Regions from separate parts of the Mus musculus genome. Here all the other regions are linked to region 3. The links are chromatin loops, found by intact Hi-C in ENCODE. Cell type or tissue: heart. All regions are shown on one strand.

What was found. Peaks named below come from ENCODE experiments on the same cell type or tissue, not always from the same donor. Only the 100,000 strongest peaks of a DNase experiment are listed, where the experiment ranks them.
Region 1: a loop joins it to region 3, with 3 times the contacts of the local background. A loop is called at or near these places in 11 of 42 quality-filtered maps.
Region 2: it touches region 3 in a loop (2.7-fold over the local background); 2 of 42 quality-filtered maps call a loop at or near these places.
Region 4: a loop joins it to region 3, with 2.1 times the contacts of the local background. A loop is called at or near these places in 2 of 42 quality-filtered maps.
Region 5: it touches region 3 in a loop (8-fold over the local background); 14 of 42 quality-filtered maps call a loop at or near these places.
Region 6: it touches region 3 in a loop (4-fold over the local background); 3 of 42 quality-filtered maps call a loop at or near these places.
Region 7: a loop joins it to region 3, with 2.0 times the contacts of the local background. A loop is called at or near these places in 2 of 42 quality-filtered maps.

The regions. Positions count from the first base shown.
Region 1 is chr2:60,960,835-60,964,834 of GRCm38, forward strand. It overlaps Gm13582 (predicted gene 13582), which reads right to left. Exons shown (of 4, transcript NR_045335.1): 4 at 3,542-4,000. It also overlaps a transcript of Rbms1 not described here. Among named protein-coding and RNA genes, the nearest start is that of Gm33647, 6.2 kb to the right of the region's middle. In heart, no CTCF peak of the experiment used is centred here; DNase peaks (open chromatin) are centred at 1,437 and 2,287; H3K4me3 peaks cover 3,431 bases; H3K27ac peaks cover 3,266 bases.
Region 2 is chr2:60,719,361-60,723,360 of GRCm38, forward strand. It overlaps a transcript of Itgb6 not described here. Among named protein-coding and RNA genes, the nearest start is that of Gm33436, 29 kb to the left of the region's middle. In heart, a CTCF peak has its summit at 1,758 (motif pointing right); DNase peaks (open chromatin) are centred at 1,081 and 3,341; H3K27ac peaks cover 1,610 bases.
Region 3 is chr2:60,903,620-60,907,619 of GRCm38, forward strand. It overlaps a transcript of Rbms1 not described here. Among named protein-coding and RNA genes, the nearest start is that of Rbms1, 24 kb to the left of the region's middle. In heart, a CTCF peak has its summit at 1,823 (motif pointing right); a DNase peak (open chromatin) is centred at 112; H3K27ac peaks cover 734 bases.
Region 4 is chr2:60,834,010-60,838,009 of GRCm38, forward strand. The region is part of intron 2 of Rbms1 (RNA binding motif, single stranded interacting protein 1); the gene reads right to left. Among named protein-coding and RNA genes, the nearest start is that of Rbms1, 45 kb to the right of the region's middle. In heart, a CTCF peak has its summit at 2,273; DNase peaks (open chromatin) are centred at 502, 2,382 and 3,782.
Region 5 is chr2:61,400,428-61,404,427 of GRCm38, forward strand. No RefSeq gene overlaps it. Among named protein-coding and RNA genes, the nearest start is that of Gm39834, 32 kb to the left of the region's middle. In heart, a CTCF peak has its summit at 2,072 (motif pointing left); DNase peaks (open chromatin) are centred at 1,584, 1,724 and 2,764; H3K4me3 peaks cover 1,980 bases; H3K27ac peaks cover 2,493 bases.
Region 6 is chr2:61,294,152-61,298,151 of GRCm38, forward strand. No RefSeq gene overlaps it. Among named protein-coding and RNA genes, the nearest start is that of Gm26422, 16 kb to the left of the region's middle. In heart, no CTCF peak of the experiment used is centred here; DNase peaks (open chromatin) are centred at 1,260 and 1,600; H3K27ac peaks cover 899 bases.
Region 7 is chr2:61,175,086-61,179,085 of GRCm38, forward strand. No RefSeq gene overlaps it. Among named protein-coding and RNA genes, the nearest start is that of Gm39833, 49 kb to the left of the region's middle. In heart, no CTCF peak of the experiment used is centred here; a DNase peak (open chromatin) is centred at 1,856.

The sequences.
Region 1 (4,000 bases), 57 kb after region 3:
CATGAGCTATATTAAATGCTACGTAGTTGGTTTCTAACTTACTAACGGTACATAAAAATTACTAAGGTAAATGTTTCATAGAAACACGACCCCCCCTTTTTCTTCCTGTTTTTCACCTGAATGTGCGTGTTTATTATTCATGGAGTTAAGTGTTGAATAGGCTTGTCCTTCAGGCACCCAATGCTGCATAATTTACATGAGTGCATCAAATATATAACACATCTAAACGGTAACACATTGATTACGTTACAAAATTTCTTCGAACAACACACACACGCGGTGTGTGTGTGTGTGTGTGTGTGTGTGTGTGTGTGTGTGTGTAAGAGAGAGGGAGAGAGGAAGAGAGAGAGAGGGAGAAGGAGAGGGAGAGAGAGAAAGAGAGAGAGAGAGAGAGAGAGAGATTGAGAGAGAGAATATCACCCTCAAGTTCCTAAAACAATGGCCTGCCAACCACATGGAGCCGAACAAGGCGCTCTTGCAGTTGCTAGCACCTTCCAGATCCCTGGTAACAGAAGGTAAGTGGGAATCAGGAGAGCAGTAAGGAGGCCTTTGGGTGCTGGGAAATTTCTGGCCTCTGCTGACAAGTCCTTTTTACATGGACAAACACTGGGCTGTGTTGTAGGTACAGAGCAACATGGACCACACACATTGAGAGGAAGAAAAGCTTTCAAGGTTGAAGCACAGATTCTTAGTACCAGGTCAGCAGTGTCCGTCTGCCAGCAAGCAATCCCCTAAACAAAGTTCAAACACTACATCCATACCTGATTCTTTTGTGATCTAGAAGGACATGCTAAGGTGTTAACAGCTGAAGGAGGCCGCTGCACCCACCAGCGCCTTCTGCTTTCCCTAACTGTGGCAGATTATTCTAGGGAGGTAAGATGCACTTTCCGTGAACCCTAATAATTTTTAAAATTAGTTTAGGAGACATCAAACTGTGGTAAAATTAGCATAGGCCCATTAACAATGTACCCAGGGTCCTTGGAAAGCCAGCCACAATTTACCTGCCTACATGTCATCAGTGGTCCTTACCCAAGGCTGTGCCACTTTTGAGCAGAATTGGGAACACCTAAGGCAGTTTAAAAACAAAAGAGAAAAGTACATACAAAGTCACTTCTGTCTATGTATCAAAATTTGCCCATTGTCCCTCCCATGTAAACGCTACAGAGAAGATTAAAGGGGACATCAATGAATGCAGAGTGAACTTTGGCCACTTCTCTACCCAAAACACCAGCGTAAAAGTGGAAATCAGTAACCAGGTGAAGTGCCACACCGCACAAAGATCAGAGGCAAGGGGCGGGCTCACAGGGCCCGAGGCGGGGAGGAGACGGTCCCGGCCCCCTCCGGCCACATTCGTCGCGCGCGCGGGAGCTGGAGGGTAGTCCTGCGGGGCGGGGCGGGGCGGGGCGGGGCGGGGGGCTGCGCGCCACTCAGGGGACCCCCACAGTTACTGCCCGCAGGGCGAGGCCCTGGAGAGGTCTGAAACACACGCCCCCAGCAGGTCCTGCCGAGAGCCCCAAGCGTCGGCCGGCCGCCAGCCCCGACTGGACGAGAGGGAGCCGCAGGGCCGCGAGACCCTTCCCTCCTCGTTGGCCAGGAAGGGGCTGGCTGTCCTTTCCTGTCTAGTCGCTCCCCCCCCCCCGCCCCCCGCTACTCTCTGTAACCCGATCGCCGCGATCGGCTCCCCGGGAAGCCGCCGCCCCGCGCGCAGCCCGGCTCTGCCCAGGCCAGCGCTATAGTTAGCAACCCCAGCACTTGCGCCCGGAGGCGGCAGGGTCGCCGTGCGCCCCTCCCCAGCCCAGCCCGGCGCGCGCCTCCGGGGTCCCTTCCTTTGGCGACCGTTCCCCGAGCCTCCTTACCTTGGCTTGCAGATACTGGGGGTAGTAATAGGTGGCGTACTGAGGGTACATCTGTTGTTTCCACACTTTGCCCATGAAGCTGGAAGGAAGCCTGCCTTGCAGGGTCGCCGACACTTTGGGTTTTCCAAGTCCCGATCTCTCCTGCCTCTCCCTTTCCGGAGGCGGCGGCGGCGGCTGCCTCGGCGGCTGCTGCTGCCACTGCTCCACCTCCCAACCGGGACCAGACGACGTCCTCCTCCTCCACCTCCTCCTCCTCCTTCTGCTCTTCCTCCTCCTCCTTCTCCTCCTCCTCCTCCTTCCAGGCAGACAGAAAGACACTGCAGAGCGCAGAGGACACCCCGGACAGGGCGCTCCCAAGGAGTTTCCTCTGGGAGCCCGACTGTACCCGAGCTGCCAAGGGCTGGCGCTCTGGCCGCGCAGCGCTCCGGGAGCAGGCTGAGCCCAGCTAGGAGTGATCAATACAAGTGGAAAGTACGGCGGCAGCGGCGGCTGCGCTCGGTGCCAGGCGGCATCTGGGGTGGGTGCGCCCGATAGCGAGAGGGGAGAGGGGCTGGCTGCCGAGGCCGCGGGGGAAGGGCGGCCGGGGGCGGGGCTTGGGCGCCGCCGAGCCCGGGACCCGCTGGAGGTGAGGGCTGACTTTCCACCACTCCTCACCTCCTAGGCTCTCAAGAGAACGCACAGAATCTCTAGGAGCGGCGATCGCTTTGTGTCCAGGGTGGGAGAAGGTTTGGTAGACCCTGCTTAAGAACTGCCGAGAAGGCACCTCTAGCTTTCCCGAGTTTTTAATCTTCGCAAGTGGGGGAGGGAGGGAAAGAGGGAAAGAGGAAATCTGATTAATCTCTCACTTCCCCCAAATTCCCGGACCGGTGATTTTTTTTTCTCCCCACAAAGGAAAATGCTTTAATGTCCAACCACAAAGCTGGAGCCAGGACACCTGGGTTCTGTTCCACCCACACACCAGGTCACAGCACTAATTTTCTAAGTGACCTTGGGAAGGTTAGTGTCCTTCGGTTTGGTTTTCCCAGATGTGAAACCATGCTCTTTGCGTAGACACACATACACACACACACACACACACACACACACACACAAACTGGCGGGTCCTTCTAAGGGAAAGATGCCAAAAAGAGAAGAATGTTATTAGAGGACACAATATAGACATCAGCTTCTCCCTGCCTTTTCTAATGCTGCCAGACAGTCTGTCAACTCCCACTCTGGAGCAAGGAAACTCCCTGAGTTTGGAATATTTTAAGGCCATTTTGAAAGTCAGGCTGGCATATTGTTGCAGTGTGCTTCGGTGACACATAGAATCAACCTCCCGCTCTGCTTCTCTCCATCTCCTAATTGTCTCAGCTCTAGACAGCCCCAGACGAGCAGCGGCTCAGTTCACTACATAACTGGATATAATTTAATGGAGTTAATTGGTCCCTGAAGTTGCCTGCAGAAGACTTTTATATTCTAGCTCAAAAAGAGACAATACAAAATGTACAATAAGATGGGGAAGAAAATGTCCCTAAGTTGGTGTCTTGCCCGGCTGATAAAAGACAAGGAGAAAAACATTTATTGAACATAGCTCTGTTGCTTTGTTTCGTCTTCTTTTTTATTGTTGTTGTTTTGTTTTGTTTTGATTTTTGAGTCATTTCTCAGTACAAGGTAAATCCAACCAAACAGGGATGCATGATTTCCTTCAGTAGTCAGAGCTTTATATGATTATATTTTAAGACAGGCTTTTAAAATAATAAAACATTTTTATATGATTTAGGCAAGTTTCTAGGTCATACAGTTTAAAAAAAACAACAGATACAGTTCATGTGAACACAATTTGAACATGTCAGGAGGCAGCTCATGCTCATTCATCGATATAAAATCTCACGAGGAGGAAATTAGATTTACTTAGTTTCCGTCACATGCGGGGCACTATGGAGATTAATGCCAACCTGCAGGTTAGAGTGGTCCAGTGTCTAACTAGGTGAGATGAAAATGTTCCTCAGATTGGTTCCATAGGAGAACGCTTCGGTTTTTAAGTAAAGAACTCGATAACGCCCCGTATTGGGGAACCCAGAGAGACTAGTAATAATGGTTTTGAAGGTGACTGACTGAAGAGAAATAAGTTGAGAAAGAACTCAGTCTAGGTTTGAAAGACA
Region 2 (4,000 bases), 180 kb before region 3:
AGTTACAGGGCTGGAAGCTGACTTTTCCAGGTTCACCCTTCATGGACACTGGGAATTTACAGATGATCCAAGTGTACGGTCATTAAATGAGCAAGTCTGGAGGCGTAGCATGTGTGAGGTGTGAGGTGTATGCGGTGGCTGTCTCTGGTTTTTGTTTGTTTGTTTTGTTTTTTGTTTTGGTTTTGTGGTTGTTGTTGTTTGCTTTTTCCAGACAGGGTTTCTTTGTGTACCCTAGATGTCTTGGAACTTGTTCTATAGACCAGGTTACCCTTGAACTCACAGAGATCTATCTCCTTATCTCTGCCCTCTGAGAGTTGGGATTAGAGGTGTACACACACTACCACCTGTAGCATGCCGTCTCTGTGTTAATATCCCCTTGGTTTCCAAGTCTTGCAGCATTGGGCTGTACTCACAAGGCAGCAGACACCATCCCCTTCCTTGCTCCTTCCACCTTTTGACTTAACTCCTTACTCCCCAAGACATTCCCAGTTAGTCTTTTAGCTCCCCAAGTCAGTGGGATAAACAGGCCCAAACCGGTAGACCAGGGTTATAATTCCAGATCAGCTCCTAAGATGGTGGTAGGTTGGAGGCATGGAGAAAAGATGACCTGTAGTTACATGACCATGGGAGAGGAGAAGAGAAGACTCCAGCAGATGTTGGCCAATCTGCATGGATAAGACCTGGCCTGGCTGTGGCTGGAGGCTAGGACGACAAGAGGGTAAGGGAGTCTGAAACAGCCTGAGGTGTCCTGTGCAGGCAATCGGTGAAGCAATTTGATGACACAGAACCGTGAGTGGGTGAGCTTTTTTTTTTTTCCTGTTCCACAAAAGATTCATTTTAATGTCACAGTATGACATACCTGTGAACCTGCCTTAGGGGTCCCCTAAAAGGTAGGACAAAGTGAGCCAGAGAGGTCGTCGCGCGTAGGACAGAAAGTAGTTCAGAATGACTGAGTAGAAAATTAAATGCCAGCAGCCTGAAGGGCAGTCAAGGGCTTTCTCTTAGGAACTCCGACTGAAAATAGCAGTCTTGCCTGGCCTGGCTGGTCTAGCCAGCTTGGCAGAGCTAACTAGGCACTGTGGCTAGGTGTGGGTACTGTCCATGTGAGCAGTCCGGGTAGGTCCCCGGATGACCTTGGTCTATTGTTAGCACTCACAAGCAGCTGGGGCCGGTTTTCCTGGTAGCAGTAATAGCTACAGACAGCTTTGGAAGCCTAATTTGTTTTCAGTAAAGAAAAATAGTGTAGTCAAAGCACAGTGAGACCCTGAGTTTGACTCAGAGGTTCTGTGACTGTCAACATGCACCAGCTTTCTGGAAGAACTTTAAGAAATCAGTCACTTTTTTTCTAGAGTCAAATTTAAAAACCTTGAACCTCTTACGTAATCAAAATGTATGCCCCCCCCCCCCACCTCTTGGGGAACGTGTTATAGTAATTCCTGATTGCATGCCTTAGTTATTAGCATTATTTACCTTTCTGCATACCACAGTAGAAGCAAATTCAGATGCAAGGATTCAAAGCAGAAGAGGGGTTTAACCCTTAAGAACTAGACACAAAGTCAATGGCTCTTTAGGAGCCTGAAGATGGGTTTGAAACCTCAGATGAAAAATCCCTGACATCACACGATGCCCCAGTCAGCACATCTAGCTGTAAGTTTGCTTTAACGTATGGTGTCTGGGGAAAATACTGAGACATCGCAAAAATATCATTATATTTCAAATTTAAACTTTTGAGACTGCACTTCATGCTGCGAACACTAGAGGGCAGAAGTCAGAGAGAAAAGGCTACCCTGGAAGGAACTGCTCTGGGAAGCTAGGATTTGTATTTCACTATGACACACACAATTTTACTTAAGCAGACGCTAATGCTTGTAGTGTGACCAAGTGACTTCATGGTTGGAATTCAGTATTAAATTCCTATGATCTGCTGTAGCTGTCCAAAATCCACAACAGTGAGGAAAAAGCTATTGCTCTCTAAACAGAATCTATATCCTGCCCATTTTAGACACTTTGAGGGCCAATACAATATAGTTATGTCTGCGAGTCCTTAATTTTAGGGGGTACATTTCTTAGATGAATAACCTTTCACAGATATTGAATTTTTTAAAAATGCAGTATTGGTCTTACTTAGAGTTCTCACAGTGAATGGTAATGACATTAGGCTTTCCACTCACAGAAATAAAACATGCTCTCTGTAGAAGCTAGGAGTGACAGTCTTCCCATCTCCTCTTCCCCCATGATTTTCCTGTATTATCTGGACATTAAAATACCACTGTATAACCAGGAGACACTAAAGTTAACTGGTCACATTGGCATGTCAATACAAACATATATATATATATATATATATATATATATATATATATATATACACACATACATATATACACACATACATACATACATATGTACACACATATATGTATGTATATATATATACATGCATATAAACACACACATATATACCTACATATAAACATACACACATACACATATATATGCATGTGTGTGTATATATATACGTGTGTGTATATATATTCGTGTGTATATATATGTGTATATATATATATTCTCAGTTGATCAGTCATTTTGTGCCTTTTGGGAATGCCAGAAAGAACCAATGAAGTCTAGTCTCACCACCCATTTAAAAGAGAATCACAGTCACTTCAAATGGAAGCAAGTATCTTAAAATATTTTTAAAAAGACCACCTAATTCACGATTAAAGCATGATACCAAACATATTACCAAACATCAAGAGAATATAAATATATGAACTACTGTCCTTTGACTACTACACATTTCTTGAAGCAGCTGATTATAGCACGTGTGGGTCTGAGTGTAGGAAGAGAGAATAAAGCACACTGCACTAAGAAGGGGGGCTCTTTTATAAACCTGGGGGTCACACTTGTGGGTTCCCAAGTGCTGAGAAAGTTGAAATGCCATTATGGATCCCCAAAGCAGAGTTGGTCTGTAATGATCCGTGGCCAGATAGGAAACACTCAGCTCTGAAACTGGGGGTTGCATTTGTTAGCCATGCAGAAAACTTGGTCCACTTACCTCGCACGGGAGACCCTCTAATCTCAGAAAGTGCTGACATGCGTTACTGTACCCGTGAGCAAAGTCTTTGGCAGAAGTGCCATTGATCCTTGTGGTAGTGAATAGACTTAAAACATTCTGTTGTCACCATCCCTGAAAAAGCACATTCATGGGACTATTTCTTCCACCGGCATAATGAGGCATTTCATAAAGGCATGTGGGTGTACACCGCTAGGCAAAGATACTGCTGCTGAGTGACAGAGCGCCTGGCTGATTTACACAAACCCCCAAGCGCGCGCAAGCGCGCGGATGAGAATAGGTTAGCTTTAGATTGACGAGCAAATGTGGAGCCAGACTTCTGGCTGACAAATGGCAGAGCTATGCCAGCGCATTCGCTCCTCTGGAGGGAGACCAAAAGTGAAACAGGATCAAGTTCACTCTGAAAGGACATCCAAACCTAGTGGATGGCTGGGTTGGTAAAATATATATAGACACGAACCCCCCAAAATAGAATTTCGAGAGTTCATAGTTGAGCACATACCCAGGCCAGTGACAATACTTGCAGAGAATCCCTGGACCCTGTGTGTATTTATATTGACATTCCTTCAGAAGGGCCCTGCTGTTTTCAAGATAAATCTATTTTATTGGCAGCTTAGGTTTAAACTCACTACTCTCTAAAAATGGCCTGTTTGGGAAAACCAGAGACTGAAAATAACAACTGATGAGACTAGTGTTCAAAATGGTGCCAAGCAGTAACTGGGCCAGATTGGATTAGGTTTATTTTGGCCAGGCACAGCTGAGAACAGAAATGTCCAAACAGCGTTTGTCAAGAAGAGTGAATTATTATGACCACTCTTTCTAGGCTAAAGTTGAAAGTTCAGGTCTCTAAGAAGGTGGTGTGACTTTAGTGATCAACACTATTTCTGAGCTCCTGCGGCATGCCGAGAGCTTCACCTAGCACTTGGT
Region 3 (4,000 bases):
ACACTGTTCTAGAACAGGAAATCATTTGGTTAGAAACACTGACCCTGCTTGACGGTTCCCATTGGGTGCTGTTTACAAGAAATCTCCCCAGCAGGGCACCTGCGTCCAGTTTCCCAATCCTGTGGTTTGCTTACGCTACAGGGCTGTGTTCCCGGCAAGTTCAAACCGTTAAGTTGAATTTCATTCTTGTCTGGGAGTAACTTTTACTCAATTGACTGCAGCTGTGTGCACAGAATACTGTTCCAAGAAACATGTCTATGAGAAGACCATTTTAAGAAATGCAAATTAACTTCCATTATTTCAAGTCTGTACAACTAGTGTAGGGACGGAATCTCTGGTCTCTGTTAGACAAATGGATATATATATATATATATGAATGATATATATATATATATATATATATATATATATATATGGATATATATATATTCGAGAAAAAACAAGCAGGGTTCTTCTGAGGCAGGCAGCATGTGCCTTTGTCACCTATATATTTGAATAATCATCTCACCAAGCTGTTTACAACACATACAATGAGTTGGGGGTTTGGGTTGTTTGTTTTCAAAATTAAAGTTCTACTTAAGCTCAGTTTTTTCTTAAATGTCACTCTTTAGTGCCATGAGGTTTCTTCTCTCTGTATTCATAGAAATGTAGTTTGGCAAATGATGGGGCGTTCTCAATGGAGGAAATGCTACCAGCTCACAACACCGGATGTAATTGAGACCACAAGAGATGCGCGCTTGGTTACAAGAGCTGAACTTAAGAGGTAGTCGAAGGAAGCAGCCCAACATTTGATTGAGTACACTGTTTTAGTCTATCTGTACTCTCAAACAAAGCAAAAAAGCAAAAAAAAAAAAAAAAATCTCTGGAAATTATTTGGGTAACCTCAGGTTCTACATGGTGGAGATTTAAAAACAAACAACAGAACCACTGTGGATTCTTGCATTTCCTTACTGTTGAGGACAGGGGGAAGGGGGGAGGGGAGGTCTCAACATGCCAGGGGATGTAGGAGAAGCTGAATCAGCTTCCACAAACAATTGGGAATGCTGTTTTGTAAGATCTTTTCCAGTAGCAGTATAGAAAATATCATTTGAAAAGGCAGGACTAGATCTGCCTGTCGATGGGCAGGTGATGCGGTCAGCGAATGAATATCGTTAGCTAACTTCTGTGTCCCCATTCCCAACCTTGGCAAGAGTGGCCTCTTTTGTGCAGACTGATGAAGATAGTTATGAGTGTTGCCTCTCCACTGGCTCCAACAAACCAAATCCAAACTGTGTTTATTAAAGATGAAAGTGTAAGGATTTGGCACCTGTATTTGTTTAAGTTTGGCTACTGTGGCTTTGCAAAGCCCTGCATCCAATCAGTACCTTTTGCTCTCTAGCTGAAGAAGGACATCTATTTAAAAAAAAAAACATCTTCAGAGAACATTTAAAATTCAGCTTCTTTAAAAATCAGACCCAAGAATGTTTTAATTGTCAAGACATTTTTATTTAAGAGCATGAACTACAAGGAGTAGTTAGCAGTTTTTATACTTTAAAAGTTAACAGGAACCCTCCGTTTTTTTTGTTTTGTTTTGTTTTGTTTTGTTTGTTTGTTTGGTTGGTTTTTTTGAATGCTGCTTAAGAAGATGTGCATTTGTCCTAGGAGTCCAAAGAACCTTCTAAGGCACATATAGTGGGCACTGTGCTAGAAATAGTTTTGAAACTATGTTAGGTTATATGTTAGTCAGCCATCTTATTAATTCAAAGCAAGCTCTTTGGGAAAAAAAAAAAAAAAGAAAGAAAAAGAAAAAAATTTTTGCCACTAGAGGGGGTTCAGAATTGCCTTTGCAGCAAACGCCCTGGAAGCCGATGCTAACATCTGGAGCAACATTAAGTATGGCTAGAGTAAACTTCCTTTTCATTACTCACTGGGGATAAGTTAAAAATAAGTTTTTGATGGGAGTAGATGAGAAAACCCGTTGTAAGTATGTGACAGTTAGGTATGCAACTTAACAAAACCCCTCAAATCTCTGAAACTGCTATAAACTGCACTTGGTTCTAACTGCTTAATCATTAGGAATGGGGTCTTTTAGTTTCTCAAGCTTTTCTTTGTTTTATTTTCAAGACAGAGTCTCAGATTGCCCAGGCCGGCTCCAACCTCGCTATGTAGGTGAGGATGATTTTTTTTGATCCCTCTGCCTTCCAAGTGAGAGCTGAGACAACAGACATCTTCTGATACACCAGGTTTTTGACACTGTTTGGTGCTGGAGACTAAACTCAAGGCTTCACGTGGGCTAGGCAGATCCTCTCCCAACTGAACTCCATCAAGGCCCTCAAGCTTTCTTTAACTGAGAGGCACAAGCATCACCAAGTACTCTCAGCTGTAAAGCAGAGTTAGGAAGTCTAGACTAGTCTCCTATCTAGTTAGAGCCCACGTGGAACCGTGTCTTGCAAAATGACAAACCACATAAAGAACCAAGGGACTCTTAGCCACAAATGGACAGCTCATGGAAGTGAGACCACTATGTTGTATCCACCTGCATCCGTGACATAGCCAAAGTCACCTGGAACAGAAAAGCCACCAAGCTAATTCCATCCTACCTAAGGAATCATGCAAAATAACAGCTCATTGTTTTGTTTGCTGTAGCATGATAATCAATTACCAAAAGATAATCACCAAAAGATAATCAAAATACAAACATGTTTGTATGATGTCTGATTTTTTTTTCTATTTTTAAATAAATTTATTACTTACTTGTGTTGGAGTGAAGTGCATGGTATGCCTCAGATGGTCAGAGAACAACTTGCAAGAGAGTTTTTTTTTTTAAGATGTATTTATTTATTATATGTAAGTACACTGTAGCTGCCTTCAGACACTTCATAAGAGGGCGTCAGATCTCATTAGAGATAGTTGTGAACCACCATATGGTTGCTGGGATTTGAACTCAAGAAGAGCAGTCAGTGCTCTTAACCACTGAGCCATCTCTCCAGCCTCAGAGAGTAGTTTTGTTTTTGTTTTTGTTTGTTTTTTTTTTTTAACTCCCACTCTGTGGGTCCCAGGGACTGGTCTCAGGTGACTAAGCTTAGCAGCAAGCTCCTTCACTGTATTATAAAGTAGATTTTTTTTTACATTTGAAGCAACTGTTTAAAGCCCCTTTCTTGTTTACTTTTCATTTGTATTCACAAGGTTTTCAACTCTTCTTTCTCGACGAGTTCAAGCTCACCCAAACCAATGGTCGTCGGCACCAAAGCAAGTCCCTGAACCTTTTGGTCCTCTCCCCTCTTCTCAGTTACCTAGGACATTGCCCATGATGGATAAGGACAAACGGCTCCAGCAAGAAAAAGACACAGAGATCTCCCCCATTGCTAGCTGAGTGTTCTTGGAAAGGAATTGAAGATGGTTGGGAGGACAGTTTCTTGGAACTCAAAGGCCGTTTTCTTGATCTAGGCAACAACACAACAGTGAACTTAGGAGAGTAAATGCTAGACCAGACTTTCATAACAAACAAAGTGGTTTACCTCCAGAAAAAACAAAACCCAAAAAACAGATCCAAGATGAAAACCTTGAATCCAGCCTGATAGGTCGGCAGTCCCCATAAACAGCAACAGGAAAGTGAGTGATACACAGGGAGAAAGAGACTGAAAGGGAAGACTTGAGAAAGCTTTGTCAAAGAGTGTCTGTCTGCAAGTGCCTGCTAGAACAGGTAACAGTGACATTCTCACTAGTGTGTGTCACCGAACCAACCATTCCCCTGATGTCACTTTTGGATTCCCCTGGCATCCCATCTTCCAGACTTCAGGGTTAGCACTGGGTCACTAAAGTATCATGAATGCTCTCCTCAGAGAAGTGGCATTTTAATGATAAGCTCTTAGACAGGTGCAAATTCTCACGGCGCTACAGCAATAACTGCTCGGTATCTTCAATCTTCAGAGAAATTCCGGTTAAAGACTGCATGCCCACCCTAAGAAATGACCTGCCTTAAGTTCAAACAAAACATCTAAAATGTTTGGGGGAAAGGGAT
Region 4 (4,000 bases), 70 kb before region 3:
CCTAAAAATAAACAGTTCTAATTATAAAATCAAAGGCACAGTCAAAGTGAGATGGGCTTCTGGTGGGAAGCATGCCTTTGTATTTCCTGGGATCTTTTTCTTCCCCCAATACTGCAGCTAGTTTTGTGAGTTCTGAAAGTCTTTAATATGCTCTAGAAGTGTTTCTTAACATTTCCAGATTTCTTCCACAGCAAAAAAGCATCTGATGTGATTAAGAACACGGCCGACCCAAGACGTGAATGGGGAATGTCAATGAAGTACAATGTTGTGTCTAAGATCTTAACTGGGCTTTGACTAGGAAAAAAATGAGGACGATTATCTATTTTTCCCCGGCTCAAATATGGCATTTGCTTAGCTCTTCAACGACTGGGACTCTCATAGAAGGACTGCCCAGGATGACAGAGTTAGGTTACAATCCTAACTTAACATTTTGGCTTGCTCCATTGGCATTTCTTCCTAAAATGATGAGATAAAGTCAAACCAGCAGGCAAGCTGCTCGGGTGCCTTGGCGGAGTCCCATGGGTTGCGCATTACATGCTTTTCTATTACACTAATGAGCACGGCTCCAGAAACCCTTGTGATTTACATTCTTTTCTCCTTCTTTTCTTTTGCTTTTCTTTCTTTTTTTTTTTTTATTGGAAATCTTCTGCACAACTCTCTGGTGAGGCTCAAGATAACTGTCAAGGGACACATTTAATCAGAACTATTTTCCTAATATTTTCTATTTCTTTTATTCCCTTCCCCTTAAAGACATCTAAGAAATAAAATCCGAGATTTGGCTTTCAGCAGAGACTTGTGACATTAAAGCCTGAAAACCCTAAGACATGCATGGTGACAATAGGGTCATTGGCTTTTATTAATGATGCTACAATACAGTGACTGGAGCACCTACTCATTTTGGAATAAAGCAAGAGCCACTTATTCTGAGGATAGAGGGGAAATGTTTCAGGGGAGAGAGTTCAAGAAATTCTCTCTTGGGGCTGGAGAGATGGCTCAGTGGCCAAGAGCACTAACTTGCTCTTCCAGAGGTCCTGAGTTCAATTCTCAGTAACCACATGGTAGCTCACAAACATCTATAATGAGATCTGACGCCCTCTTCTGGTGTGTCTGAAGATAGCTACAGTGTACTCATACACATAAAATAAATAAATCTTTAAGGGGTTGGGGATTTAGCTCAGTGGTAGAGCGCTTGCCTAGCAAGCCCAAGGCCCTGGGTTCGGTCCTCAGCTCCAGAAAAAAAAAAAAAAACCCAAAACAAAAGGGGCTGGTGAGATGGCTCAGTGGGTAAGAGCACCCAACTGCTCTTCCAAAGGTCCGGAGTTCAAATCCCAGCAACCACATGGTGGCTCACAACCATCCGTAACGAGATCTGACGCCCTCTTCTGGTGTGTCTGAAGACAGCTACAGTGTATTTACATATAATAAATAAATAAATAAATCTTTAAAAAAAAAAAAAAAAAAAAGAAAGAAATTCTCTAGTTAGAGGAGATGGAGATACAGAGAGAGAGTATGACCACTCCATGTTGCCGTTTTGTCTCCTTAGCTTCCTCTGTCTTTAGACTCGTGGTTCTCAATCTTTCCTAAGGCTTCGGTCCTTTAACATAGGTCCTCATGTTCTAGTGACCACACTGTCTGAGTTACCGTTTTACTGCTGTGAGCAGACACCATGACCAAGGCAAGTCTTATAAAGGACAACATTTAATTGGGGCTGGTTCAGAGGTTCAGTCCATTATCAACAAAGAAGGAACATAGCAGCATCCAGGCAGGCATGGTCCAGGTGGAGCTGAGTGTTCTCCATCTTCATCTTCAGGCTGCTAGCAGAATACTGATTTTCCTGGCAGCTAGAGTGAAGGTCTCAAAGCCCACACCCACTGTGACACACCTACTCCAACAATGACTACACCTCCTAACAGTGACACTCCCTGGGCCATCACAAACCATCACACCCTTCAACCATAAATCACTTTCGTTGCTACTTCATAATCGTAATTTTACCACTGTTATGAACGTTGTTATGAGTTATAATAGCTGCGTTTACAAATTATCTTAGGTGATCGCCATTCCCCCTTGAGGAGTTGCAACCCACAGGTTGAGAACCACTGTTTTAGACAATCAGAGCAACTTAAAACCTTCTGCATCTAAACTTTTTTCTTTAATTTTCTAATTCTATGTATGTGTGTTTATATGCATACCTGAATACACATGTGCCAGTATATGTGCGTCACACGTGTACACATGTACGGAGGTCAGACAATCACTTTCGGGACTCGGTGCTTTTCTACCACCATGTGGAGTAGTGACTCCAGGGATCAAACCCTGGTAATCAGCCGCATGGTAAAGGCCTTTTCTCAAGTGACTTTTAAAAACATCAGTGCCTGCCAAACCAGTGGTTTCAGAACACTTTGGTTTATTGGCCTTATTTGTTGATCCCAAGGGGAAAGCATGGTCACCATGGGAACACAGTGAGGTGGTGGAGCTTGGGTTCCAGGAGGGAGCCCTCAAAAGCTGGTGCCTTTCTGTGGTCGCTCAGCATGTCTCAAGCTTTCCCTGTATCAAGCGCTAGGCTCTTATAGTCATTTTCATTCAGGCTTAAAAATTTCAGCGTTCCCACTGGTAGGACATACCCTGTCATACTCCTACGGTCCTTCACCATAGCCCCTGAACACACTTTGCCATATTCCCTACTGTCTTATGCCATAGCTGCCCTGTCATACTCCTTACTGTCCTAAGCCATAGCCCCTGGAATCCCCTCCACGGCTCTCAGAGGCCACACCCTCTTCCTCTAAGCAAGCAAGCCTTCCGCCTGTGTGCTGACAGATCAATGATGGGAGAAAGGGAAAATGGAGGGACTATGCTCCCCCCCCCCCAACAAGATCTAAGTCCTCCCTGAAGAATCTACTCCAATCCTTTAAGCTTCTGGTCCAAGGTATAGATAAACGTTCCCACCAGTGTCTCCTCCCTTCCCTCCACACACCAGGAGCTGTGGGTAACAAAAACTGCAGAACACCCAGCTGTGTACCAATAAACCTTCATTTCCTTCTTCCTCTGTGTATTTTAAGCAGCCAGCTTTCTCGTACCTCTGGGACCCTTCTTGGAGCCTGAAGGGCACCAGCAGTTATCCTTCCTGACAAGCTCTGTGTTATCTGACGCCCAAATGTCATTGTCATCTCATTCCTGGAAGCTACTCCACGCCCTCACTTCCGTGTTAACCGGAGCATCTTCAAGTTTTCTCACAAAGCACTATGCACTATAGGGGGAAAAGAGTTTCCTTAGCTCTTCTGTCTCAAATGATGGCTGGTTGTTTCTGTCTACTTCTGTTGGCCTGTCTTGCCTTTCTAATTCACTTTCAAAGAACTGTCATGTATTCAAAATAACCAGGAAAACTTGCAGAGAACAGGAAACAAAGAGAGAGGAAATCAAAACACAATGGGGATTAAGATCAGGGAAAGCGGTTATATTTCAAGGGCAGCCCTTTTAATTAGTAACAGTCTGGCATATCAGAAGATGGATACAGTTCCATGCTGAGGTAAAACACGATGTTTTAGTATATTTGAAACAAACTAAAGTGTCACCAAAGGAAGAAAAGAGGTGGATGGGTTTAGAAAGACAAGATGCAAAGTTGGCAGGGTAGGAACACTTTTGATCGACTACAGAATGCCCTTCAGCTCAAATGGCAGGTGGAGACAGCAGAGCTACAGCTATCTCTCAGCCAGTTGGCCTGGGTTCCTACAGGAAGTCAGGACACACTATGGAACAAACTGTGCGCCCACACACACACACACACACACACACACACACACACACAGTTTGTATTTATTTGTTTACTTGGCTTGAGACAATCTGGCTGTCGTCCAGCAGACCTTGAACTCTGGGTGCTGCTGTATACCCTACCTCCCAAATGCTGAGCTCACAGGGACAGACCACCATACCCTACTTCAAATACAGTTTTTAAGTCGTCGAAATCAAAATTTGGACAAAATGGAACATTTCCCAGGCCACA
Region 5 (4,000 bases), 500 kb after region 3:
ACACAAAGATAAAAATAAAAAAAAAATTAAAAAATTAAAAAAACAAACGCAAACTCTACACTGTATTGACTTGGAAGAGGAAATAAAACTTAGCAGTATTAAAGAGGTCTCTAAACTGAAAGTGAACCAATTGCTAAAATGGAAGGTCTGTAGATAATGGGAAGGGGCGGTGAGCAACACTGGCTGGAATGATCAAGAGGAGATCTGGAAATACAAGGTTGATTTAAGATAGACTCTGAAGGAAGGACTTAAAAGAAAAGAAACGACATTCCCAGCAAGTATCTGGTAAACCATGGCATACTTGCCAAGAAGAAATTTCATTTTGAGGTCATAAATGCCCAGATTGATCTAATCTTTATTCAAAACAAACTTCTAAGAAGAAGTTTAAGTGAACTTAGATCCTTAACAAAGGAGCCATTTCCCACTGAGAGGACTTAGATTGGGGCTTCTCCAGTTATCCTCAGCAGCCTCCAATTAGTCTAATCTCTGTAGGACGTGATCTCCGCCCAAGGCATTTGGGGGAGAAGGGTAAACACTGCCTTCTTTCTGGTCGCAGTAACAATTTTGAAATACTAACAGATAGATTATCCTTGTGCTTTTATCTTTCACCTTCCACCCCAGCTGCTTTGCACTCTTAGCCAGAGAGAGGGAGAAGGGAAGGGGAAAGAAGGGGGGAGAGAGAGAAGAAGAAGAGGAGGAGAGAGGAGAGAAGTGGGGAAGGGGGGGTAGGAGAGGCGCCACAAGGGGAGAGAGATGGTTGTTTTGTAGTACAAGATGGATGGGGGAGGGGAAACTTTGACTTTGAAAACTCCAAGTGGAAATTTTGAAAAAAGATAGGGAACGATTCTTAAGTTGCCCTCATCTTTAAAGATGTTGCACTAGATTAAGATGCCTAACATCATACAGTCTTCTATCTAGAACCACCCCCCCCCTTTTTTTTTCAAAACAAATGGTATGTTTCCTGGGGGCTTGGCTTCTCTGCAATTGTGTAGCCCTTGGTAGAATGACGTACTAGAGCCTTGGCCTCTCCTTTTCTTTATCATTAAGTGGGTACCAAATATGCTTCATTGATAAGGGCTTAATATTTTGTTATCTCTCCATTGAACCAAAATTCAAGGCGATGAATGCTTCAGCATATTCTAGAGTTCAAAATGTAAAGCCCAACAATTTTATCTAGTCTCATGACCTTAGTTTCCACGTATAAAGGCAAAAACCTCCAGCAAAGGGATGTTGTGTCTGCCTCAGACAGTGGTGGTGAAGGTTAAATTAGATACTGCTGAGGCATTTGCCACGGTGGGGGTGGGGGAAGTTGGCTCAGAGGACATAAGCACTACTGGTTTATTGGTGACAGAATGTCACATAAGAGCCCTCGTGTGCTTGTTTTCAATAAGTCTTTTCTGGCTAGTTAAACAACCCTATTTTAAGAGTCCCCAAAGTTAGGCATATACACGCCTCTTCCCTCTCTCTCCCCGCCAACACCTCACAATGACAGGGTCAAGAGACCGCCTTTGGTATATGCTGCCCCAAACCGACTCTTCTAGTCCCTGCTAATAAAATGTAAAGAATGTGATACAACAGGCGTCCCGAGTTAGGAGACGGAGGGAGGCTGCCAGAGATGTGGTCCCAGTGGGCTCTCAAAACCTCTAGTATTCAGTTTATCTTGGGTAAAGCCTTTGTTAGAATTAAAGAAAAAAAAAAAAAAAAGGCAGGCTGTTGCAAACCAGCTTCTCGGTAAGCTATAGTCGCTTCCTTGGCTACCCGCGACATGGGAATAATCGTTCAACTAGTCCCATTTCTATTGCGACTGGAAACAGGAAACGAATAAGGTACAGTCTTAAACAAAAACAAAGAGACTGAAAGACAAACCAGATTGTCCCAGGGTTCAGGAGAGGTTTGTGCTAAGTGTTAGAAGGTTCAGATCTGGTGGATCCTCCCCCACTTTCTGCCATTCCAGAAATTCCTTAGGGGGGGAGGTGAGGCGGGGGGGTGGGGGGGGGGGGGGGAAACGAAGAGCTGTTCTAAACTGCACAGCACTGCCATCTTCAGGGCCAACGGGGAAAATATTTTCCGGGTCAGTCAGACAAATCATCGTCCTGAATGCTTCATTTAAATATAATCAAATGCTTAAAACTTTGACAAGCATACAGTCTGTAACAGATTTTCTTTTTCTTTTAGCGTTTTCCATGTTTGGAATGTCAAAGGACACATTTTGGGGGGGGGAGGAGTCTGTGTATGTGATATATGAACATTAAAAATACGTATTTGCCAATTGAAAGTTATTTTCAACTGGAAAGATTAACTAGCTTACACTACACTGCCAGGTGATGGAGCAAAACAGACGCAAACATAGTGTTCTGAAATTTTTTTTTCCGTAAAAAGAAGAAAGGATGAATGTAATGGTTCCACAGTGCCGTTTGAACAGATGGTGTGATTAACAACTAGTGTGTTAGCCGTCTCAGGAGCTCACCGAGAGTAAACAAATGCAACGGGAAAATCACTTTCCTCCCCAAAGAGTTTTTAGTTCATTTTATTACGAAAATTTGGAAGTCTGCATTTTGAAAGCTGAGTATCCTTAGAGGATACTGGGAATAAGAAGGGAGGGAGGAGTTTCTGGAGGAAGACTCAGAAAGACTATTCTCTTCCTGATGAAGAATGCCGAAGCTCTCACAGAGCTGAGATGGGGGTAGTCTGGGCTGCGGCTGTCATCGGGATGCTGGAGGTGGGTGGTGCATGGTCCTACACACAAGCCATAAAATAAAAAGGTCAGATTCTCTTCCCGGCTCTTGTCCTTGCTCTCTCTGGACTGCGGTTTCTTTTGTTTGAAAATCTGAAGGAAAACCAGACCAACTGAACAGCTGTGTTTCAGAAACTTTAATGTGCACCTGGGGATCTCATTAAGATGCAAATTCTAACCTGGGGTAAGGTAAGGTCCAGGCTTTGAAATTCTTACAGACTCCTAGGTAATGCTGATGCTGCTGATCCATGGCCTGCGTTTACCACCTGGCCTCTAAGAGCCTTCCAGTGGTGGTGCTCTAGCATCCCATAATAGGTGATGCAAAGCTAGCTGATAAGAGGCAGAGTCTGCCTTCCTAAGCCCGACTCAGAACTACTTGTGGATAAAAATACCTAATAAATATATCACACGTTGCACTGATTTTTTTAAAGACCTTTTTTTTTTAAGTATTTTTCTATGGGAAGGTATTTCGCGTGAGTAGAGTGTGCAAGGACCAGAAGAGTACACACGAGGTGGAGTTATATATAGTAGTCATGAGCTGTCATAGTGGGTGCTATGAACTGAACTCAGGTCCTCTCCTCAGCAAGGTCAGAACACCCTGCTGAGCCATCCCTCTTGCATGGGTTTTAAAAGTAAATCACTTAGGTTGTCTGTTTTCTTTTAATCTGCTAGAGAATTAATCTGGAAGGGACCCCAAACCACAGCCACAGCCCATACATTATATTATATATTATGGGGATGAGATGATCAAGAGTCTGAGATGGAGCATCAGACAGCATCTGCATAGTCAACATCAATCCCAAGACTGCGGGGGATTTTAAAATGTCACTTTAGGAAAGGCACTGGAATCAGAATAGAACGTCTTGGGGGAAAATATCTATAAAATGCATATCAGGCTCATATCCAGAAAACATGAAGAATTTTCAAACCCCAATAGTATGAAACCAGCCTAGACCAGTGAGACAGTCTGTGGGCAGGGGTACTTGTCACCAGCCTAACTGACAGACAACCAGAGTTCAGTCCTCAGGATGCAAATTGATCCTTGAGAATTAATTCCTGCAAACCGTCCTTAGAGTGCCTCACTCACCCACTGTGGCATGCGCACCCACCAACCCACAAACACATAATCCATAAATACATGTGATTTTTTTACACAAAATATTTCCATTTTAAAGGGGGCAAAGACTTAGAGTAGATGCTTTTGCAAATGGGAAATACAAATGGTAACGGATAAGTTCAGCATCATTGGCCGCTATGAAATTCATA
Region 6 (4,000 bases), 390 kb after region 3:
TGGATCACAGGGCCCCAATGGAGGAGCTAGAGAAAGTACCCAAGGAGCTAAAGGGGTCTGCAACCCTATAGGTGGAACAACATTATGAACTAACCAGTACCCCGGAGCTCTTGACTCTAGCTGCATATGTATCAAAAGATGGCATAGTCGGCCATCACTGCAAAGAGAGGCCCATTGGACTTGCAAACTTTATATGCCCCAGTACAGGGCCAAAAAGTAGGAGTGGGTGGGTAGGGGAGTGGGGGGGGGACTTTTGGGATAGCATTGGAAATGTAAATGAGGAAAATACCTAATAAAATATTTTTTAAAAAGTAGTAAGGGAAAACAAATAAGATAATTTTATTTATATGAAGGCAGTTCATTGTCTAGCTGGGGACTGGGGTGAGTTAGGAGGTAAGCGGAGAAACTGTGAAAGCTACAAGAAGTCTTCTGAGAGAGGTAGACATGCTTGTTAATTTTAATTTGGTGATAGTTCATAGGTGACCTAATACCTTCAAACTCATCAAATTGTGCATCTTAGTATACAGTTTTCTTTGGAATATCTACACTATATATAAACTACGTGTGTGTGTGTGTGTGTGTGTGTGTGTGTGTGTGTGTGTGTGTGTGTAATATTTCTTTTTATGTCTCCTGGTGTAACCATTTATTTTTCAGCAGCTAGCAGCAAGTCACAAGAGAAAGCCAAGGCTCCCATTATATAATGTCCCCTGACAAGTGTCAGAGCATCTTAAAAGCGGCCACTGACTCCTTCCCTCTCATTACCCTATCTTCAGGCAGGATGCAGCTTTGCATCCTAATCTGAGACCTAATTGAAGCCATTTTAAGTTAAAGGGGGTTGTGGGGTAATGAGGTAAACCTAAAACACAACAGCCTATGAAAGGATACAAACGCAGGGATACAGACGCAGCCACTCTGAGATTTCTCAGTATTCTTGTTTGGTTTTTATGGTCTCAAATCAGCTGTCTTTCACAGGCCAGAAGAAAGGCTCCAATACAGCTTCAAATTCCCTTTATTAGAGCCTCACAGCCAAAGGGAACTAATTCTCCACGAAACCACAGTTTACAGGAAAAAGAAGAAAAGGCCCTATCTCACATCCAGGGCTTGCAATCAAAAGGTGGAGTCTGGAGGACTGGTTCCTGCCGTGCAGACAGGGGGACAGGAGTGAGGAGAGGTGAGCAAAATGGAGACATGTTAGCCAGAAAGTTTCCATCACATCCAGGATCCTAAACTCTGGCAATATGCAGACACTGTGTTTGTTTGTTTAGTTGTATTCTGTTTTGACTGGCTGTGGCACCAGGCCTGCATTCCTTTCCCAGAACTGCCTTATCCAGAAGATAACTGGTAACAGTCCCCAGGAGACCCTCCCTCGGCCTATCTAGAAGGCATTTCCTATTTGCTCTTTCTCAACCATAAAACAGAAAAGTAAGGTAATATTCACTTTTTACCACTCACTAAAATAGCAGCTGTAATTTCTTTTTTATCTTCTTGCCCCATTTATCTTTCAAATCCATTTCTCATCCCCTCTCTAGCTGCAGCCAAGGATGTTTATATCTAAAATGACTCAGGAAGGAAGTAGGGTTTGGCAGACACTCGCCTGCTTTTATATGCCTTGGGAACAGGCTCCTCACCCACTGAGAATAAGGTCAGTTTAATCCACTCCCGTGGGTAAAGTTAGTCAGCAAGGACTTGTTGAATCACCCTGTCCGAGTTGCCCAATAACAGCAAAAATGAAGCAACTTTGTATTGTATTAAGAACAACTGTTGAGTTAGGAATGGGGTACTATTTACGGTGATATCAAATAACAAAAGATGCTTCATTTTACGAATGTCAAAACGTTTACATTTCAAGTCCTCTTTGGCTCTGATGGAAGTTGAAAGTTGTTGTTTAGTAGGGTTATTTTTCTTATTGTGTTTCTCTCTGCCATCAGAAACACAAAACTAAACTATCATCTTTTCATATTTTATTTAAAAAAATGTCTATTTGCTTTCAGAATCCATTATGAAAATAAAAGTCATTTCTACCCTTGTCTAAACCACTGCTCTCAAAAGTACGTTCTTTGTTAGTTAGTTTTCAATATTTCCAAATTCACTTCAAAGAGCCTGGTTAATATTTAAAAGACTTTTCCCGAAGTCTTCCACCTCAGGCATAATTTTTATCTTCCCATGAGCATCCCTGCTGTAGGCCAATTGGGAATTCTAGTAGAAGAATTTAAGCTTCTTGTGGTCCAAATCTACCAATAATTCCCAGACACATCTTTTTCACTGGCTCTCTTAACTGTGCTTTTTCCTCTCTCTCTCCCTCCCTCTCTGTCCCCTCTCTCTCCTACCCTGTCCCCACCCCCAGTATAACTATATAATTTCTAAGCCATCACTGTGAAGTGCATTATACCATTTGTCTTTTAAACCTTTAAGGCTTATCACAGACCTAGTGTCATCCGTGAGGCAGACGGAAAGCTATTCAGCTTCTCCATTTGGAGGGAGGATGGAGACAGCGAAAGCCCAATGGCTTTTCACCAGTCATATGGCAGGACGACCCTGAAAGACTGAGAAGAAAACTAGCCAACTGCCTAACTCCATTCTCTCCACTCTATGGCTCAACCCACCAGAGCTCACTGTCCATAATTCTCTCAGCTAGTTCACAGGAGTTACGCAAGCCGACCTTTCTATTTTCAAATTATAGACATAAACTGCTAGTCCCTAACTGTTGATTTTAGACATTAACTTCTTCTTATGCTAAGCGGAGATTTCACCCCAGCAACCCATTTTCTCCACACAATGCATTTTCAATCACATTTTGTGATTCTGAAATCAACACTTCTAAATAGTCTACCTTCCACGTGTTTACCTTGGTTTTGTTGTTGTTTTTGTTGATGTTTTGTTTTCAAATGACCTGTCTTATCAGCCACTCCTTTTCCCGATGGACGTACACCCCCGCGCCCACTCCCCAAGTCCTTTGGCTGAGCTGTCTGCTTCCTGTACCGCAGTGCTTTCTAGATCCCTGCATCTCTCTGTCGCTCCTTTCAGTCCTTCTTTTAAGTGGAAACATCTCAGCTTCTCAAGGAAGAGATAAGAGAAATACAGGTTCTGGTTCCAGCATGTCAGGAAACGTCCTTTCCTGTTCTCACATTTGATTAATCGCTGGGCTGGATGTTCCATTCCAAGGTTAAGATCACAATCGCCCAGATTTCTTTTTTTTTAAAAGCCATTGCTCCATCACTGGCCCAAAGCCAGTGGTGGTGAAAAGTCTCGTTTGAATTTGTCCCACAAATCTGTATTGATTGCTTACAAAGGACCAGGCTCTGCTCAGAATACAACAGGTCATAATGACACAGAAGCCCCACCTACAGAGAGCTTCCTTTCCTGTTCTGAAAATGAAGTAGAAAATCAATGAGAAACCAACACAAAAGGTGTGTGTGGCTGTGCACACCTTTAACCCCAGTGTTCAGGAAGCAGAGGCAGGTGCAACTCTGTGAGGTGGAGGTTAGCCTAGTCTACATAGGAAACTCCACACCACCCAGGCCTACACAGGAAGACTTTGCCAAGGAAAAGGCCACATAAATAAAAGACCACAAAGTAGGAGGAGAGTAGAGACACTTCTTTGCGACAGTGGCTGGGACAGGCTGTACTATGGAGGTACCACTGAGTTGAAACCTAAACAATAGCAGAGGGACCTAGGAGACAGTTGAGAGCAGAGGAAACACTAAGTTTGAGGATTTCCAGAGGCAGAACCAGCTTAGGTGTTTCAGGTAGAGATGCTTGAGGAACTGAGAGACTGTGACACAGAAAGGTGAGTTCACAGAGGAGGTTTGGTCCTGCTCAACCCATAATGATTCTCATAAAATATGGAGGTCACTTCTCATTCATTCTCCTCCTCCCACTCTCCTTCCCTTCCCCTACTCCATCCCCTCTCCCCCTCTCCTTTCCCCTTCCCCCCCCCCTCTCTCTCTCTCTCTCTCTCTCTCCTCAGTGGTATGTGTGTGCACAGGTGTGCATGGACTTC
Region 7 (4,000 bases), 270 kb after region 3:
TCAATCTATACTATATCTATCAATAAAATGGAGGTGATTAACCGGTTTTATAAGGAGAGCGTTCAAGTATCCATTGGCCACTGATTTTAAGAAAGGTGTAGGAAGAAATCAGGATCTGAGGAGCTCTGTTTGCTGGACAGCCAGGGGCACATGGGGTCAAGATTCCTGGTCTCTGCCCAAGCCGTTCCCTCCATCCATTTCTCAACCTCTTGACTCCTCGTCTGCTTACCGCCTGCTCCATCCTTCATATGTGACACTCACAATGACTTTTCTGCCTCTGATCTTTCAGATTTTCTTCCCTAAGTATAACCGATACTTGCTGGATGCTGGTTGGTTTTTACAGCCTTCATGAAGACCTGGAGCAAATAACCAACTTGGCATTCTCTTGTCTGATATTTGATTGACCAGCAATCTAAGACCCACTTACCTGAGACTCTCTGCTATCCTTAAGCTCTTGTACTCTGTGCCCATATTCAAAGTCAAGTACAACATGCAGGTAAGTTCTTGAGCTAAGATTTGTGGCCTCTGGGGCCTACTCAGCATTGTGTTCATCTCAGTGAATGGTCCACCACTGCTGCACATTGAATGTGTATTGGCTGGCTTCCTTACTGTGGATTCTATTGGGCTTTATATTTACAATTTCCCTTTTTACTTAAAATATGGAAACTAGAGAGCTACAGTACAGGCACTACACCAAGCCTGATTCCTACAATTCAGGGTTTGGGGGAACCTCTGACCTTTACTAGGTCTTGGTTAGGCTCAGTGGCAAATTTAAGGAAGCAAGACTCACAAAAGTCTCATCCAACTTCTACATTCTAGAATGATCTCCCATAGGAAGTATGCTAAAATTATTTAGTTTACCTAGCATTAATTTACTTAATTTTTGAAATGTCAGACTGTACACTCGTAAGTATAAGAAAAATTCCAATCAAGTTCTTGTTTATATGTACTTTCATTCGCATAAATACATACACTTACACACATTGGCACATACAACCATGGAAAAGGGAGATACTGGTTCTGTTTTATGTGAGTTTGTTGCTGGGTATTTTTAGGCTGGCTTCCGCAAGTGGGAGTTGATGTTGTGTGTGTGTGTGTGTGTAGGGGGGTTGGATACACAAACATATCATTCAATCTTCTTAATATATGAAAAGTGACTTATAAGAATTGCTTGTGTAATTATTTGCAAGTAAATAATTAGCTTTATTCTTATTAGCAATGAAGTAGGGACAGCTACACGTCATTTTCACTTTTATGGAAGTCTTTTGAATTACTTTCTTTAAAAAACTACTTCCAAGCAGCGTTTAAATATGATTTTGTTTAATTTAAGCCAATTTGTACTCCGTGCATATTTACTGAGATGGGACAGAAATCCCAGCCATCCATTGTTTTGCTTTTGGTTTTGGATGGAATCTTAGCAGTTTAATGAACTTCAATATTTATATTTAGTTAAAGCTTTGCTATCGTTTCTAACCAGATGAGACAGCCACGGGAAGATGAATTGATAATTTATTCCTCTTGCACTGGGGAAGCGGTTCTTGTATTTACCATATGCTGAGTATAGCATTTCCCTGCCCAGCTTCCTGGGATTTGTGTACATTTTTATGGTGCAGTGTGACTTTCAAATTAAAAATGATTTGTTGCATGAATATTGACTAGGAATTGCATCTTGAGAGAAGACAGCAGAGAAGAGAAGTAATGAGATTTTTCACTCCCCTTAGCCCTGGGCTATTCAATAATGTTGCTTCTTTAAGGCTAAGAGGAAGAAAAGGGAGTCTCAAACTGAATGGCAGATGTTAAGTCAGGAAATGGGAAACTCCGCCTTTCCTGGAGCTTCAGGACATCTCAGTGACCTCTGTGGCCTTGTTGAAAGGCTTTCTCTGAATTGAATGACAACTCGGAGGCTGTGGGTGAGATTGCAAATCAGAGAATGTGCTGTGAATGGGAAGCCATGACCCTTGCCCTGGGTGGTAGTTCAGACCTGGGTTAGGAGGAGGTGTGGGATTGCACTTCCAGATTGCTACCCTGGGGGTGGAGGTGGGGGTGGGGTGCAGTGCTGGGTGGTCTCTAAGGGTCTAAGTTCCTCCACCACACCATGAGAATGGCTAAGAAATCTAGCATCTTCTTACCCTTGGTTCCTGCTCTGCAACTCTGATTTTATTCCCTTCAGTGCTTTCAGAATGGCAACCAACAGTTGGGTATCACTTAAGTCAGATGTCTTTTAGAGTTAGTGTGGTCATACAGATGCAGATAACCAGAGAACGCAACCAAGACACCCTCCCAATGATGATGGCCCAGAACTCAGAGTCCCTGTACAAGGAAGATTATGGACATGGACAGAAGTGCAATACTGAGAAGTCCTTTAAATTAGGGCTGTTTAATCTTGGCTTTTAAGTATTGCAAAGATCAATGAAATGCCTAATCTTTTAGTATGAAGTTTAACAAATGGTGTGTGTGTGTGTTTGTGTGTGTGCACATGTGTGTTAAACATTGTCAATGTCTAAGAAAGTCTCATTTTATGTCTCTCTTCCATCTCTCCTCTCTCTGTCTCGCTCTCTGTCTCTCTCTGTCTCTGTGTCTCTGTCTCTGTGTCTCTCTCTCTGTCTCTCTCTCTGTCTCTCTCTGTCTCTCTTTCTCTCTGTCTCTCTGTCTCTCTCTCTCTCTGTCTCTCTCTCTCTCTGTCTCTCTCTCTCTCTCTTTCTCTCTCTCTCTCCACACTGTTATCTCCATGTGCTCTCTGCTCTTCCACAGTTTTCTTTGCACTTCCTTGTGTGTAACCTACTGCCAAGGAGTTGAAAATGATATTTATCACATTAGGACAGGTTTTCATTGCTGATAAGTATCAGCTGTCTAGCAATCGGGCACAAGGAAGTTGCACACCCAGTTTCTACAAGAAGATGAAAACACAGGGACATTGGAATTGCTAAAGGGACATGTTATTCCAGGGGCCAGCATGACTCTCACACAGGAAGAAGAAGACACTGAAGTTCAGAGGAATGTCAAGTAAAGAATGAGGGGAAACGGGGCAGATTTAATACACAGGACATGTTTTGGGTGTCAGGACAGGGCTGAGTATTTCATTGGAGGTGACTTTCTAGAACAATCACACTGGCAAGGCCTTCAGCAATAAAAAGAGGGGCTTCTTAACCGATGACCAAGCATTTTGCTTTGCTTCAGTTCTGTTCATTTCAGAGAGTAGATGCTTTCTCCTCCCACCCCCAACCCCCAAAATAGGGGGTTCTCTTACACGCGTTCTCGCGACCGGTCAGGAAGAACGCAACAAACCGGAATCTTCTGCGGCAAAGCTTTATTGCTTACATCTTCAGGAGCCAGAGAGCAAGAGAGCAAGAGCAAGAACTCTATTGCTTACATCTTTAGGAGCCACAGCGCAAGAGAGCAAGAGCAAGAGAGAGAATGGCGAAACCCCGTCCCTTTTAAGGAGAATTATCCTCCGCCTAGGATGTGTCACTCCCTGATTGGCTGCAGCCCATCGGCCGAGTTGTCGTCACGGGGAAGGCAGAGCACATGGAGTGGAGAACTACCCTTGGCACATGCGCAGATTATTTGTTTACCACTTAGAACACAGGATGTCAGCGCCATCTTGCAACGGCGAATGTGAGGGCGGCTTCCCACAGGGTTCCACTACAGAAAGTCACCCTTGGCCACCAACTACAGCATTTTTATCACAGTAGTTCTCACATGGGTCTCCTTCTAGGACAATAACTATCATCCCCACCCCCATCACTGATGGTCTGGAAGAGGAGAACAGGAGTTCAGGAAACTAAACAGTAGTGATGTAATAGGACCTGAGAGCTACTCTGGTTGAGGCTCTTCAGTGTTCATGGTACAATTCACCAAGGTGACAAGGCTTCGATGTGGTCAGGGTAACTGGAAGCAAGAGTAAAGGAGAAGTGCAAATCACTAAGAATCAGCAATTAAAGATGCTTTGAGCTAAGGTGTTTAAGTTTGTGCAAATAGATACAGGAAAGCAAAAAAAAAA